Regions from separate parts of the Mus musculus genome. Here regions 2 and 3 are each linked to region 1. The links are chromatin contacts, found by Hi-C or POLR2A ChIA-PET in ENCODE. All regions are on one chromosome and are shown on one strand. Each heading gives the region's core, a stretch centred on a gene start or an enhancer-like site at or near the end of the contact. The rest is flanking DNA. Distances are from core to core; before and after follow the strand shown. Region 1 holds the start of Prdm4 (PR domain containing 4). Region 2 holds the start of Hsp90b1 (heat shock protein 90, beta (Grp94), member 1). Region 3 holds the start of Cry1 (cryptochrome 1 (photolyase-like)).

Evidence for each region. Hi-C counts contacts between places; a loop is a spot of excess contacts on that map. ChIA-PET counts read pairs that join two places held with the same protein, here RNA polymerase II (POLR2A).
Region 2: a map of heart shows a loop between it and region 1 (2.3-fold over the local background). The contact joins the promoter of Hsp90b1 here to the promoter of Prdm4 in region 1. A Hi-C loop is called at or near these places in 2 of 37 maps with a recorded cell type or tissue (heart and left cerebral cortex).
Region 3: a loop to region 1 is called in a map of gastrocnemius, with 4 times the contacts of the local background. The contact joins the promoter of Cry1 here to the promoter of Prdm4 in region 1. A Hi-C loop is called at or near these places in 2 of 37 maps with a recorded cell type or tissue (T-helper 2 cell and gastrocnemius). POLR2A ChIA-PET finds 5 or more read pairs at or near these places in 1 of 5 experiments (Patski).

Annotation. Positions count from the first base shown.
Region 1 is chr10:85,913,750-85,918,859 of GRCm38, forward strand. Prdm4 (PR domain containing 4) reads right to left here and starts at 3,237. Exons shown (of 12, transcript NM_001302886.1): 1 at 3,059-3,237; 2 at 2,775-2,980.
Region 2 is chr10:86,702,732-86,707,841 of GRCm38, forward strand. Hsp90b1 (heat shock protein 90, beta (Grp94), member 1) reads right to left here and starts at 2,713. Exons shown (of 18, transcript NM_011631.1): 1 at 2,576-2,713; 2 at 1,563-1,665; 3 at 729-870; 4 at 178-294. The coding sequence starts at 2,624. Ttc41 (tetratricopeptide repeat domain 41) reads left to right here and starts at 3,080. Exons shown (of 16, transcript NM_001003910.2): 1 at 3,080-3,286.
Region 3 is chr10:85,182,616-85,187,725 of GRCm38, forward strand. It overlaps Cry1 (cryptochrome 1 (photolyase-like)), which reads right to left and starts at 2,439. Exons shown (of 13, transcript NM_007771.3): 1 at 1,699-2,439. The coding sequence starts at 1,856.

The DNA of each region.
Region 1 (5,110 bases), core at 1,987-4,486:
ATGAAGAGGCACCATATGAAGAGGCACTTAGTTTCAGCTAAGTGTGGTGGCACAGAAATAGGGAGGCTGTGTCAAGAGGACTGCCAGAAGTTCCAAGACTACCGTGGTCAGTCTGCAAACTACATAGCAAGATCTTGTCTCAAAAGAAAAGAGCTGGGTTAAGAGCCCTTGCTGTTTTCCACAGGACGTGAGTTCAGGCCCTAGTAACCATGTTTGGTTCCCAGGAGCATCAGATGGCTTCAGAAACCTCCTGTAGCTCCAGGGGTTCCACACCCTCCTATGGCCTCAGAGGGCACCTGCACACACTGCATAGGCATAGACACAAACACATAATTAAAAGAAAACATTTTAAATATATGCACCTACACTAGTTTCTAATCAGAATTTAGAGACCACCATCTTATCATTTACAGAAGCTAGCCACCCTTCTTAAAGGAGGTTAAAGGAGCTCTCCAGTGACCTCCCATCCTTACTCCACATTTACTGCAGCAGGTTCTTCCTGTTCGCCTAGGGTACCTAAGAAACAATGGGCAAGTGATTTACTCCTGCCCCTCCTAAACCTCACACGTGGAGGTTGTATGATGGTAAATCAACACTCTCAACCACAGTGGACTTGGAATCACATAGGCACACGCTTCTGAGTGTGTCTATGAGGGTGATTCCACCTACATTCAATGGGGTAGGATCCTGTATTAGGTAAAGTGAGGAAGCAAACCCATGCCCACGTTCCTCTCCGCTTCCAGATTATAGGCTGCCACATGACTGCCTCCCCCACCAGGATGGGCTTCATCAAAGTAAACGGTCTTCTCTTAGGTGGCTTCTTGTCATGGATTTTGTCATAGCAACCACACTGCTGATCGACTTTGTTATTCTTCTTTAATTAACATACATGTACACGGGTTGAAAGGGCTGTGGATGTATTTAGTGGTCAGGAGGTAGTTCTCAACTTCCACGTTGGTGAGGCGGGGTCCCTCTTGTTGCTGTGACCGCCTGTATCCAACTCCCATCTCCCAGAGGACTGCTAGAATTACAGATGCACATTCCTGCATATAGCTTTTTTATGTGAGCGATCGAACTGGAATTGCCAGCCTCCCTACATAGCTGCTTTTATTCACTGGGCCATTTCCCCAGCCCTGGGATGGTACCTTAGTCCCCTTTTAACGATAAGAAAGCCTAGATTTTGAGGTTTAAAACAAAAAAACCACCAACCCCCCTGCTCCCCCCCAACACACACCAAGTTTAAAATCACCTAACTAGTCAGGGGTACAGCTGAGTTTTGAAGTCAAACCTAATTTAAGATTTCCACTCTCTTAGCCTAGAAACAAATTACAAACAAAACTGTTCTTGCTTTTTTTCCGAGTCCTGTTTACATTACAACCTGGCTTAACTGTGGGGTATAAAGTTTTTCACAGACCTATTTCTAGAATTACACTCCATCTATATGGTAATCATAAAACTAGCTTTTGGACATCAACTACATCCAAAAAAATGTTCAAGCCACGCCCACTCATCACCCAGAGAGACAGCTAGAACCACATGGAAAATGAGGTACACTATCTGAAGGACCAAAGATCAACAAAAGGATGTTACTTCTCACGAAGAATGGAAACTCTGTGTAACCTAAAGAAGCCACTGCTACTTTAGCAAAGTCTCTAGGCCCCAGCTAGTTTAAAACAGACTTCTCTAAATTCTCCCACCTGCAACCATACCTAAAATACAACCATCACTGGAACCACAAGGCCTAAATACAACATACAGATTACAGTAACTTATTAGAGCAGAGTTAAGTGTGTGGCTTCACCTCCTATTCTTAAAGCTCCTGAACGTCTATACAATGTCATCATCAATAATAACTCGTGTGAAATTCTGGACCTTCTCACACCCGTTCAAACAAGACTTTAGTAACAGAGGCTCAGCAGATTTCTGTTTGATGTGAGTCCCCAAAACGTGATGGCCTCAACAGCCATAAACCAAAGGTCACAAGTACTCAAAGACAGAAGACACCAGGAAGGAATGCTGCACACAGTGACTCCCAAGGGACCTTCCCCTTCAACAAGGCACAGCCATTCTACCAACCTCATATCACCGTCCTAAGAAGGCCTAAAGGATACTGAGTTCTTTCTGTCTTGTCACTGTGTCTTCTGCCAATTATTCTTAGCTGTTTTTATGTTTCTAACTGACCGAAGTTGATCAATTGTTGGTTGCAAACCTCGCGCTGTTTTCTGGAAATGACATTTAAGAAACTAACAGGAATACAGCCACTTTACAAAATGCATCAACCAGCTCCAATAATTTCAGTCAATACGTTTTCTCTTCCCCGCTATATTGACAGCCTTTTAAAAGCTTTTGGGGGCGGGGGGGGGGGGAACCCAGCTAAATACTGCTCCGTCTTTACTACTCCGCTAACACAGTACCTTCTAGTTCAGGAGACTTGCACAATTTAAAAACTTCACCTCCGCACTCCACCATCCCTGGCTACAGTAACCCGCAAACCCCCAAAGGTGAAGAACTATGATACTACAGTAACATTCCAAATTAAAATAGCGAAAGCTAAAATACGACAGGAAAGAGGTGCCAAGCAGCTAACAATGTACGGCTACTCAGAACAATCACCCCAGGAACCAACTAGTACTCTGGATATTTCTATTGGGTTCAGGTGCTCAAATCCATTTACGCGTCACACGTGTGGCCCGAAGGCACCCAAACAAAGACTGAGTCTCCGGCGGCGTCCGCCCCGCTCCCTCGGCCCTGCCTTGGGGACCTGCCCTGCTCACCTGCACGTCCAGGGCAGGGGGCCGGCGGCTGCTAGGTGCGCGATGGGGCCGGTGTCACGTGCTACCACATCCCGCCGGTGGCCGCGCCTCCCCGCACTGCCCGACGTCTCCGAGGGCCGGCGGCTGCGCTCCGCGGCGAGGGCCCGGCATGCTGGGCGGCGCCCGGGGCTGTTTTCCCAGAAGCGCTGGCAGCCGGACTGGCCGACCTGGAAGAAGAGAAGAGCGATCAGCCGTGGCCTTTCCCTGCCCCGGGCCGCTCGAGCCCGCCCCGCCGCGTCGCCCACCTGAGGCCCGCGCTGGGGAGCACTGGCCCGGCCGCCTGGCTCGTCATCGGGCCGAACGTCGGCCCGGACGCTCCTGCCTCCCGGGACCCCGCGCCCGGTTTACAGCTCTCCTAACATTTCCCGCCCGGCCCCGCCCGGTCAGGCCCGCCGCCTTCACGGGGCCGCACCCTCGGGGGCGCCTTTCCGGCTTCTCAGCCACTCCGGGCCCGTTTCCGGCTTCCCAGCCACTCTGCGTCCGTGCTACCTGCCTACGGCCTGCGCTCCGACCCGCTCTTCCGGGGATACGCACCGCCCCCTCTCTGCGTGTGGAGAACCGCAGAGCCCCGGGAGTGGGCGGGCTTAGAGACGCTCCACCCAGAGTGTTGCAGCTCAGCTGGGTGCCGATCCAATCGAGGGCCGAATAATCGCTCCGCCGTTGCTAGGAGACCAGAACTGATACACGTGCTAGGGGTGCGTTCTGAACTCCAACGTTCTCCAGACTCTGCTTTTCTGTCCAGATGGCATGGCCTCAAGTAGGGAAGCATGAATCCACATAACACAACGTTTTTAAATATAGGATTGGGCCAGACGGCGGTGTGGCCCAGGAGTAATCGGGTTTCGATTCTGAAACTCTTTTACCCTGTGTGAAGTTTCCCTGCTCCCACATCATAAAAGATGATGTTGGGATTTGTGCAGGTGTTTTTCTTCTCTCTTTGCCTTCCCGTCCCTTCTGCACGGACAGGCACAGTGCTTACTTAGAATAATCATTGGAACCACAACATCTGCTCGGTAGCCAACTTTTGACATAATGTTTATTCATATGAGTGGGTGGGTGGATGTGAAAGCAAATGTGCATGTGTAAAAGAAGTTAGAGAACAACTTACACTCTCTTTCCCACATGTGGGTACCAGGGACTAAAGAGCCTTACCCTCTTTGCCACCTTGTCAGTCTATTTATGGCAATATCCCATACCCCACAATTCACTAATCATACCTAAGTATTTACCCAATACAGAAACATATACATGTGTGTATGTATGTATGTATGTACAAAGACATATGTACTAAGTTCCTTGCAACTTTGTTAATGATCTGTCATCAACCAATAAAGAGTTGCACTGAATCACCGTTGTGGAGCCCTAGGCAGCAATAAAAAGTAACAAGCTATTTGCATGTAGGTAGACCTCTAGAAGCTTTCTACACTGAGCAAAAAAACATCAGAAACAAAAGACTAGAAGTCTGTATAAAATTCTAGAAAAGGCCAAGACTTTACTAACAGCTCTGATGGATGTTGGAAGTTAGTGATAGGTGAAGAGATGAAATTGCCTATATAGAAAGACAGACATGAGGGACCATTTTGGATAATGGTTACATGCCTGTATATGTTTATAAAGATTGATCAAATAGTAAAGATTGGTGAGTTTTGTCATGTGTAAAAATGCATTTAAAAAGTAAGAGGTGGGGCATAGTGGTGCACACGAGTACTACCAATACTTGAGGATACTAAGGCAGGAAGGTCAGAAATTCAAGGTCATTCTGGTTTACATAGTAAGTTCTAGACAGACCTGGCATCTTTATAAAGACAATATTTAATTAGGGCTGGCTTATCCGTTCAGAGGTTCAGTCCATTATTATCAAGGTGGGAACATGGCAGCATCCAGGCAGGCATGGTGCAGGAGGAGCTGAGAGTTCTACATCTTCAACTGAAGGCTGCTAGGAGAATACTGGCGTCCAAGCAGGTAGAATAAGGGTCTTAAAGCCACACCCACAGTGACACACCTACTCCCAACAAAGCCACACCTCCAAATAGTGACATTCCCTGTGCCAAGCATATTCAAACCACCACACCGGGCTACAGAAGATGTAGCCCAGCATGTAATGATACTTCCTATATAAGCCTAATGACCTGAATTTTGATCCCTGGAACCCACCCAAAGTTAGTGAAAGTAGAGAGTCAACTCTACAAAGTTGTCCTCTAATCTCCACATGTGTGCCATGGTACATGTGCCCACACACATCATGTGCCCCCACACATCATATGCCCACACACATCATGTGCCCATATACATCATGT
Region 2 (5,110 bases), core at 1,463-3,962, 790 kb after region 1:
GCTGTTCACTAATAACCCTAATGAAAACAAGCAAAGTCAGTTTGACTCAAGGCAGTCTGCACACTTCCATGCTAACCCACTGTGACTAGGAAGTTACTGTTCACACCAGAATGACCTACTGCGGAGTGCCTGGGTTCCCAGGATTCGTTTTAAAAAGGAAAGTTATTTTAAGCTTACCTTAATCTTGACCGTTAACTCCTCATTTCCAGCGAGTGCATTTTCATCAGTTAGGGAGATGAGCCTTATCTTGTCTAAAGCATCAGAAGCATTTGAAATCAGTTCTCTCAGGAAAATCTAAAAAGAAGCCAGATTTAATGAGTTGCGATTGACCCCTAAGCATGGTAAGATGTTGGTTCTTATCCACTCCTCTCAGTTCTCCTCGGAATCGTGAAGACACTCTTCAAGGAACCAAGCCTTTTATGGTGCAAGAGATGGCTTTACTCTCTTCATAAAAAAGGAGGTGTGGCTCTATAACACTATGTGACAACTACAAGGGATATCTGAAGTGGTGGGAACAGGAATACCTCTCCCACCCTCCCTCAGGGGTACAGTTGTGTGACTTCATCCGTCGGTAGGTCATGACCTTATTCTGAGCTGACACGAAAGACCAGGACAATGTCCACTCCCTTCCTGCCCCAATATGGACCAATAAGAATTCTCATTCCGAATTTAATTCCTAATTTCTAATGGAAGGATCCAAACTGCTGTCCCAACCATGTAACACTTACCTCTTTATTTTTATACAAAGAATTGATGATAAGTTTCATCATCCTGTTCACTTCAGCTTGGAAGGCGAACTTTTCAGATTTTTCTCTAAGTTCTCTTATCTGTGATGCGTTTAACCCATCCAACTGAATAGCTTCTTCCTCTCTAAGGAAATCAAATTAGATAAGCAAATACTCAGCTTCATTTTTCTCAGTCTCTAGTCAGGACACAGACTGGCCTCTGCAGACCTTCTTGTTAAAAGAGCACTCACATACCAGCTCACTCTCATCACAGAATGGGCTGTGCTTAATGCTCGGCTGGAAATAGTTCCTAAAATTCCCAGAAAAATACATCTGGCTTCCCTCTACTGAAAAGCAAGTCATGACTTGTGTACGCTTGCACAGTGAACACTTTAGTACCGTCACTAATTCCTAGAAGGCCAAAATTGAAAATATACCTCACCGATTGAAAAGCCCTTTTCTTAAAAGTTAAAGGCATAAAAGTTCTATTTTTCATAGTACTAACTTCACACAGACAAAACCAATCAAGTGTCCTGTCAGGTCTTAGAAAGTTGGAAGCACAAGCTGAGTGGGCTACATCACCACTGGTTTTCTGGTTTTAGATGCTGAGGCTTATCCCTAGCACTTTCCTTCCTGAATCAGCAGTCACTCCCAGGAGCAGACTGCTAGGAGCTTTTGCCTGCAGATAAATGGGCACTCCTAAGATCTTCTCTGGTTATTTTGTATCATTAGCAACATTTTGGGCACTGGACCTTGTAATCTGAATGGAGAAACACCAACAGCCACTCTGCCCCACTAACTTGCAGAGCTTATCAACATAGCTTCAAATGCACCGACCTCTGCACAACTTCATCATCTGTCCTTGAGCCTTCTCGGCTTTTACCCAGGTCCTCTTCCACTGTGCCATCCACGTCGACTTCATCATCAGCTCTGACGAACCCTGGGGAGAAAGGTTACAACTCTCCACACTATTGCTTCCTCTCCTTCGCATAAAAAGCCATATCAACGGGGGCAAGAGTTAACACAATTCAGTAAGTAAATACAAGCTGTTGAGATGGAAGAATTATGTACTGACGTCAATAACCAATGTCAAGGTAAGTTTGCACGCTAAAGTTTAAATATGAATGCTCAAGACCCCCGTTGACTCTGGAAGGCCAGGCAGCCATCACGTGTGTCTATCCTAGGCAGTGAGAGAGGCCCCCGTCTACACCCACACGTGTTGCGCACAGCTGAGAGGAGGTCTCTACACTGGCCAAGCCAAAACTTGGGCCTCACTTAGTTATCACAGGTCAGAATGCAAACAGGGTTTGTGCAACTTCTGTTGAGGGGAACTGAAATCCGGCCCAAAGGGGAAGACATGTCAAGGACAGCTCTTGAAGCACATCGGAATCAGATATTGGGCCACCGCCACGACGCTGGCCCGAGGGCCCACGCTCGCGAGTCGGGCGTTAGAAAACAGAAACGCGCTCCGGGAGTAGAGGGCAGGGGCTGGGGGTCCTCAGGCTCTGGTGGCCAAAGGTCGGACCTGATCACAAAAGTCCTTAGGGAGGGGTTCCAGGAAGGCTTCCCCCGGGAGTAGAGTCCGAGAGACCGCGCCCCGTCAGCGAGACTTCGGGGAGCGCTCTAGCACCATCCGCAGGGTATTTATTTAAATGCCCGGTCTCCAAGTCGCCTTTTCCCAGAGGCCTCAGGGAAAGCATCATCACCCAAGTCTCCTTCGAGGGAACGAGATGGTCCCTGAAACCCCTGTAGGCCACCCGGCGTCCCCAACCCAGGTTCAACGCCCCAAGAACGTTCGAGAAGCGGCCACACAGGAAGGGGAGGGCGCCCACTGCCGCCCGGTCACTCACCGAAGGTCAGCAGGACACAGCAGAGGCCCAACACCCACAGGACCCTCATGGTGCGTGGCCGGCGAGTCGCAAGTCCTTTTCGGTCTCAGGAGCCGCCTCCACCCCCCCAATCCCGAGTCTAAGCTCCTCACACCTCCAGCAGCGCGGTCCGCCCACTAAGCCGCGCGCAGGTCGGGCCGCTTTTCACCCCACTGCTTGCGGGCGGGGGACGGGAAACACGAACTCACCAATCGTGCCTCACCACGCACTCTCTGCACCCAATGGAGACGCATGGGGGGGGACCGCAGCCCGCCAATCGGAACTGTCCAGGTGCGGTGCCCGATGCCCGAAGCGTGGCTCCTTGCGATTGGGCTTGTCCAGCGGCTTTCCTCCAATCAGATGGCTCCGCGGGCCCTCACACACCGGGCCACCCTTTGGCCTGGGAAGCCTTGGTCCCTGAGGAAAACCGTCCAATGAACGTAGGCGCATAGCACGTCTGTCCATTCCTAGAGGTCCCGGGGAACCACTTCCGGCTTCTAGCGAACGTTTAGTCCGTGACTAGGGGAAACGGTAGCCAAGACAATGCGTCCTTTACCCTTTTCTCGTCTACGACGCGGGTCACGTTACGAGTCCTTTCAGCGCTACGTTCGCCGTCACCTTTCTTTTGGGCGTTTCTTTTCGCAAAAGAGAAATTTGTGAGGGGTTGAATATCCGGAATGCGTTTGGATGGTGGTGAGAAACTACAGTTTCCGGCATGCAACGCACTAATCTCATGAATGCTGGGAATTGTAGTCTCTGGCATCTAAGCCAGTTGCGTAGCTTGGCCCTTGCTTACTCCAATCTTGTGTCCGCGGGAAATGTCTCTGAGTGATTATAGGATTTCCACCTCATTCAGATTGCAGAATAGATCTGTGCTTGTTCTAGGACTCTAATGCACACAGTTTTCAGAGGCGGACCTGAAAAGCAGCCCCGCGTAGCCCTAGTCTCACCGTGTCAGAGGGTCAGCCCTGGATTCTGGGCTGGTGGTAGCACCCGGGTTTCCACGTCCGCTTTCTTGCGCGTCACTCAGGGTCCCTAGAGCCTTCAGTTACACTTGGCGTTGCGCTGCTCGCATTTCCTGTCCTCTCTGGTTTGGTTTGCAGTAGAGGGTGGCAGGGGCTCTCCAACCCCGAAGGAAACAAGGACCCAAGTTCCTTTGACATCCCCATAAATATCAAAGAATGACTGGGCAATCTAGAGCCTCTTTTGTGAATCAGCCAGAGAGCGCGGTGGTGAAGTCCAGGCTAGCATAGAACAGGAAAGAACTTATGCAGATACTTGAAAGCAAAAGCCGCAGAGCTTGCAAAACAGCCTGGATTGTGGCTTTGTAACTTCATAGAAACACCTTTCCGCCTTCCGAAAGATAGCAAAAGAGGCTCTTTCTGGTGAGGGAAGTCCCTAAGGCCAGCTTGTACGTTCCGAAATGTTTTCTAAGCTCTTTAGCCTCATTTTAACCAATTTTCCACCAGCACGCTTGCCTGCCTCTAACACATCCATTCCATCACCGCTTTCTCCAAGAAAATTCGAGTTGTTTTTTTTTTTTAGGCAATCCAGGTTCCCGAAGGCAAGCTTTTCAGTGACAATGTCATAGTCCCTTTGACAACTTCAAGAATTTAGACTTGTAGAACTTGAATCTGTGGTTTGGTGTTTACATAATGTGGTGATGGCTTATTTACATCTGTCTGATTTACCTACATTTGCCAAAGCATACAGAAATGTAAGACGAAGGCCTTATGCCTCTGTGCTTGTGTTTGTTGTTTAGAGCATACCAGGATCTTATTTATTTGTGCTTTTGGAAAAAGATGGCCATTTCTGCGTATGACAGCCCATCATCCACTTTCTTTCTTTCTTACTCTCTTTCTTTCTTTCTTTCTTTCTTTCTTCCTTTCTTTTTTTTTTTTATCGAGCAAGTAAGCAAGTATTGTGAAACTGTGACTGCATCTTAACTGGCCAGTGGGAGGTAGATCGGGCTGCACCTGGGAGGAACTGAGAATGAGATTTGTCCTCCAAAATAAAGCTGGTGGGTTTTTGGTTTTGTTCTTTTTTTTTTTTTTTTTTTTGGGGGGGGGGGGTAGAAGTTTCTGCAGATGATGGTCCCCAGATAGAAAGGAGAGAGAGAGAGAATCAGAGAGAGAGAATCTACTTCCAGACTGGCAGAAGATGGTCAGTCCTTATCTGACTTGCTGGCCAAGCTCCCTGGAAAATACATGGCTTTCAGCTGAGGAGAGATGGCTTAGTGGATAAAATGATTGCCCCACTTGAACTATGACCGGAATTAGGGTTTTCAGCACTCACATAACATTAGATACTGGTCTAACCCATGCTGGGGGTAGGGTGGTTTTGCTAGAGACAGATATGGCTCCCTGGCCAGACAGCATAGCCAAGATGACAAACTCCAGGTTCACTAAGAGGATAGAGGAACACACACACACACACACACACACACACACATGTTTCTTGAATTCCTAGTGTTTTCCCGTGTTCCCTTCTTCAGACTTTGACCAGTCACTGATCTCT
Region 3 (5,110 bases), core at 1,189-3,688, 730 kb before region 1:
GACAAAAACCTTCCAGTAAGTTTTAATCACCTCTGTGCCCACTGAGATACCCTCCTGACTCCCCAGGACTAAGTCACCACTAACCTGCTCTCCATCCCTGTGTACTTGCCCATTGTGGATAGTTCATATAAGCACAATCATCAAGTATGAAGTTTTATGACAGCTTCTTTCAGCTAACATGCTCTCATGGTTCACCTACACATTTCATGGCATTTATCAGTATCTCATTCCTTCATGGCCAAGCAAGTAACTGGTGCATGGATACACACAACAGGAGGCCCATTAATCAGCCGGTTGGCACGAGGGCTGTTTTCACCTGTTGACTGTGATAATACAGCTCTTTTTGTTCCGCTCAACCCCACAACCAACTTGCCGGCACATCCACACAAGCCATTCTCCAAGCTTGCACCCGGAAATGAACGTCTCCTAAGCGGTGTCCACACTTCTTATCCAGCTTCAATGCCCGATCAGTCACGTTCTCAGAATCCCAACCAAAGAAGGTTTTTTTTCTAACTTACGTTAGATGACATCACTTCTCTGCTAATACCCTTGTACTGCAGTCATTTCCACTCTCCTGGGGTAAAGTCACAGACCTTAGTGACGGCGCATAAAGCTCTAGAATCTGGCCCCCGTTACAACTATAACTTCATCACCTAGTACTTTCCCCCAGAGGTTTTGCTCGTCATTCTGGCTGGCTGTTCCTTCCAAAGATCAAACCCATTCTCACCTCAGGACCTTTCCCTGGAATGTTCTTCCCTTAGACAGCTGCATCCCATGTCTTCAAATCGGCGACCACTTTCTCCACACATCCTAGCTGTGGTAACTTCCAGTGAGCTACATCCCCAGCTAATTAACATTGTTTTAAATTGTGTCCCCATCCCTATTCCTGTTTACCTCGTCTTTTCTTTGCAACACGTCTCATCTCCAAAAGGACTACATACGTATTTTTTTCTTGGACATATGCCTGAAGAGGGCAGACTTCTCGTTCACAGCTCTATCCCTCATATCCAAAGACACGGCTGGCACATAAGCTATCAATATTATCTGCTGAACTAATGCTTTCGTTTCATTCCGCCACACAATCGTCTATCCTGTTTTCCCAGGCACAGCTCACAAAATGTCCGGAGGATTTCTTCCAGTCGCAATTCCCTAGAAGGATTATACTTTGCCTCGAAAGAAAAACTGTGCTTTGTCTTGTCAACCACAAGGAGGAGTTGAGAGAGAGAGTTGGGAAACCAGCTAATTCTTTCCCTTGCTTTTCCTCCTCTAACCTCAAGGGGGAAGAAAGCTGGATCCGGAGCCCGCTATAATAAATGAATGGTTTTTCTCCACACTATGAGTTACCTAGACACACACGTCAACATTAAAGATTACAACCCTTTCGGAGGCCTAAGATATCAAGGCCATTATGATCTGGGAGTGTTTAATTCTCCTCCTAGTTATTTCTCGCAAATCAGGGAAGGCGTTCCCATCAACACAGACACATAACTTACCGGTAAAAGCTAAAGTGTTTCAGGGTCGTCAATAATCTCTACTACTAAGTCTGTACTATTTAATATTGACCACATCTACAATTCTTTAACGATGTAGGCAATTCGGTCCCTGGACTAAAACCAAATCTCAGATCTGACACTAACGCATCGACACCCGACTCGCGCACACCGCGATCGATTGATTTCCCAAGCGCTTCGGACTCACCGCCACCTGTTGATGCCCACGTTGGAAGAGCCGGCGAACCAGGGGTCGAGGATATAGACGCAGCGGATGGTGTCGGCGCCCTGGATGCACTCCTTCAGGGCGGGGTTGTCGTGGAGCCGGAGTCCCTTTCGGAACCAGTGCACGGCGTTCACCCCCATGCTCGGGGCGCGGCGGGTCACCCCGACTTCCTCTACCGAGAGCTTCAAGGGAGGGAAGCCGGGCTCATAACCGACACCTGCGCTTCCAAGAAAACCTCCTCACCCGAGGAGTGGGGAAAGGGCTGCAGAGAGGGGACGGGAGGAGGCGACGCCGAGGCGGGGCGCGGAGGTGGCGAGCGCGCAGCTGGCAGATGAATGGAGGCTGCCGAGGCGCCGGGATCCACGCGCGACGTCCTTCAGGAGCCCGCGCCCAGCGTCCGGAGGACACGCATACCTTCCAGGGCCTGAGACCCCCGGAGCGCAAGCGAGCGCGCGGGGCCCGAGCCGCCACGACGGCCCGAGCTGGTCGCAGCAGCCCCGGGAGGCTCGTCACGGAAACCTCGCCCAACCGAGGCGACCCGCGAGGAGACGGTGGCGCGCCCGAGGCGGCCTCCACGAACGGACACGAGCTCACGCGGCCTCCGCGCGACGCGGCCTGTGCGTCCCGGAGTGGGCAGCGAGCTCGGAGAGCGCGGGCTAGAGCTCCAGGCCGCGGGACGCTCGCCTGCCGGTCACCGGTCCCGAGGCTGCCCGGGTGACTCCGCCGCGTCAGCGGCCTCCGCCCCGCCCCCGGCTTCTCATTGGGCGGCATGCACCCCACGTGACCACCGGCACCTCACGTTTCTGAAGTGTGTTTACTACACTGGCTCAGACCCCCGCGTGCGCCGCCGCGCCCGGTGCTTCGGGACCGGTTGCGATCGCTGGGCGCTCACGACCTGAGTTCTCGCGTGGGATCCGGACTCGCAGCCTCTGCGGGTCTCCTGAGCCCCAGGCCGCTCGCGGGGGCCACAGGCCGCGAGAAGGGGGAGGAGGCATAGTTCTGCTCCCGGGGCCGGGAGCCGCCTCCATTGGCCGAGGCTCGCGGGGACCCGGATGAGCACGGGGCTGCGGGGAGCTCGCGGGCGCGCGCTCTGCCGGGCACGGCGCGCGTGCGCTGCGCTCTCGCGGTGGAAGAGAAGAGGCTAGGACGCGGGAGCGCGCCCAGGGCTCTTCCTATGGGTTGTGTGGAAGGTCTGAAGCCAGTTCCGTGTGCCCTGAGAGTTATTGCTGGGCTGGGTGAGAGGCAACCGAGGCACAGTCCTGCCTCTCACCCAGCTTCAATCAGGTGTTAATCGGAGTCCCCTGCTCTGAAAGGAGCAGAAATCACGCCGTTAGCCTTTTTTACTGTTTGGGGCGGGCACCTTTGCCCAAGCTCTGGAGAAGACAGGTCCGATCTCAGATATTCAGCATTTCATAATACTGTAGATACATCGTCAATTTATCAACTCTAATCTATTACATGAAGTGTAGTTTAGAAGGTATTTTGATTAGGTTTTTGGGCTTTTTGCTTTGCTTTTTTTTTTTTTTTTTTTTTTTTTCTTCAACTGAAGTTAAATGGGAAGAGGAACCTTAATTGTAGTAAAGACTTCCATCAGGTTGCCTGTAGGGAAGTCTGGGCACTTTCTTGATTAATGAGTGATGTGGAAGGACCCGACCAGTGTGTGTGGCGCCACCATTAGGCTGGTAGCCCTAGGCGGGTTGTATATGGAAGCAGGCTGAGGAAGCCACAGGGAACCAAAACGGCTTTCCTCCATGGCTTCTGCTTCAGCCCTCTATCTCCAGGTTTCTGCTTTGAATTTCTGCCCTGACTTCTCCCCACGATGGATTATTAACTGTAAACGGCAACAAACCCCTTCCTTCCTGGCCAAGTTGCTTTTGCTCATGATGTTTTATCAAAGCAATTGAAGTCTAATGAGAACACAGGGCCACATGTGCATCTTTACCAGACTTCCTAGCCATAACCTACAGGCCATGCCTTAGACATACAATGCCCTTTTTGTTGAGACGGGGTCTCGCGGAGCCCTGGCTTACCTTGAACCTGCTGTGTAACTGAAGATGGCTCTTGGTTTTGCTCTTATCCCTGAGTCCTAGCATCACCTATGTGCATATATTCATCCAGGGTTATTTATGTATTTATTTATGGAGACAGTATATCATTAAGCATCTAGGCTGCCCTTAACTCACTTTGCAGCTCAGGAAAGCCTCAAAGTGAGCTTTGGATACCCCTTGCCTCAGCTTCAGGAACACCTGGTGTCCTAGGCCGGTGCATCCAGGGCCAGAATAGCAGCCGCTTATTGAATGAAGCAGGTGTGTTCCAAAGAGATGACATGCAAACCTAACCACAAAACCCCAGCCCCCTAGTGGAGTTTATTATCTGTTTCTTATTCTTTATATGTGCTGGGTTTTCCTCTGATAGAGGAATGCTCTTTGGGATCTACATTAACCTTTGAACTACTAAAGTATGTCTCCTCATACTGTAGCTTCAGACCCAAATAAAAGGCTCCCTAATTTTTGAAAATATTCTTTACCTCTAGTACAAATATAGCGTCTCCTGCCTCCTGGGGCCCTCCAAGCACATGTGTGATACATCACTTGTGGCTTTGTTACAAAGACTAATAAAAACTTCTTATAATACCCATCTATGGGCTGGAGAGATGGCTCAGCGGTTAAGAACACTGACTGTACTTCTAGAGGTCCCGAGTTCAATTTCCAGCAACCACATGGTGGCTCACTACCATCTGTAATAAGAACTGACACCCTCTTCTGGTGTGTCTGAAGATAGTGACTGTACTCATAAGCATAAAATAAATAAATAAATAAATAAATAAATAAATCTTAAGAAAAGAAGTTTTTTTTTTAAAAAAAATACCTAACTATATTGCTTCATAAATACCAATACTTACCACTATATAAAAAAGTCTCTGTGTCCCTTCGAAGTGAAACTTCTCAAGGACAAGGTCTCTGCGTCCAACTTTATTTTTGTGTGCCATCAATACTCAGTATAGATCTTCACATGTGTAACTGAGTGAGTGTTCATTGATCAATAGATGAAGGATCAAATGAAGGAAGAGTTGTGGGGCACCCGTATGTCTGGCAAAGTTAAAAGGAGGAAAGTACAATGATAGTTACAGTGTCTCCTTCAAATTCTTACAACGCCCCTTTACTTGTGAAAAAGGTCACATTTGGAAACAAGATCTTTAAAGATAATCAATTTAAGATGAGGTAATTATTAAGCTGTTCCCTAATCCAATGTGACAAGTACCCTCCAATAAAAGGTAAGTTTGGGCATGAAGACAGACATGCGTGAAGATTGAAATTATAGCGAGCCACAAAGCAAGGGACTAGCAGACACCAGCAGAAACCTGGGACAGACTTTTCCTTAGTGCCAACATGGC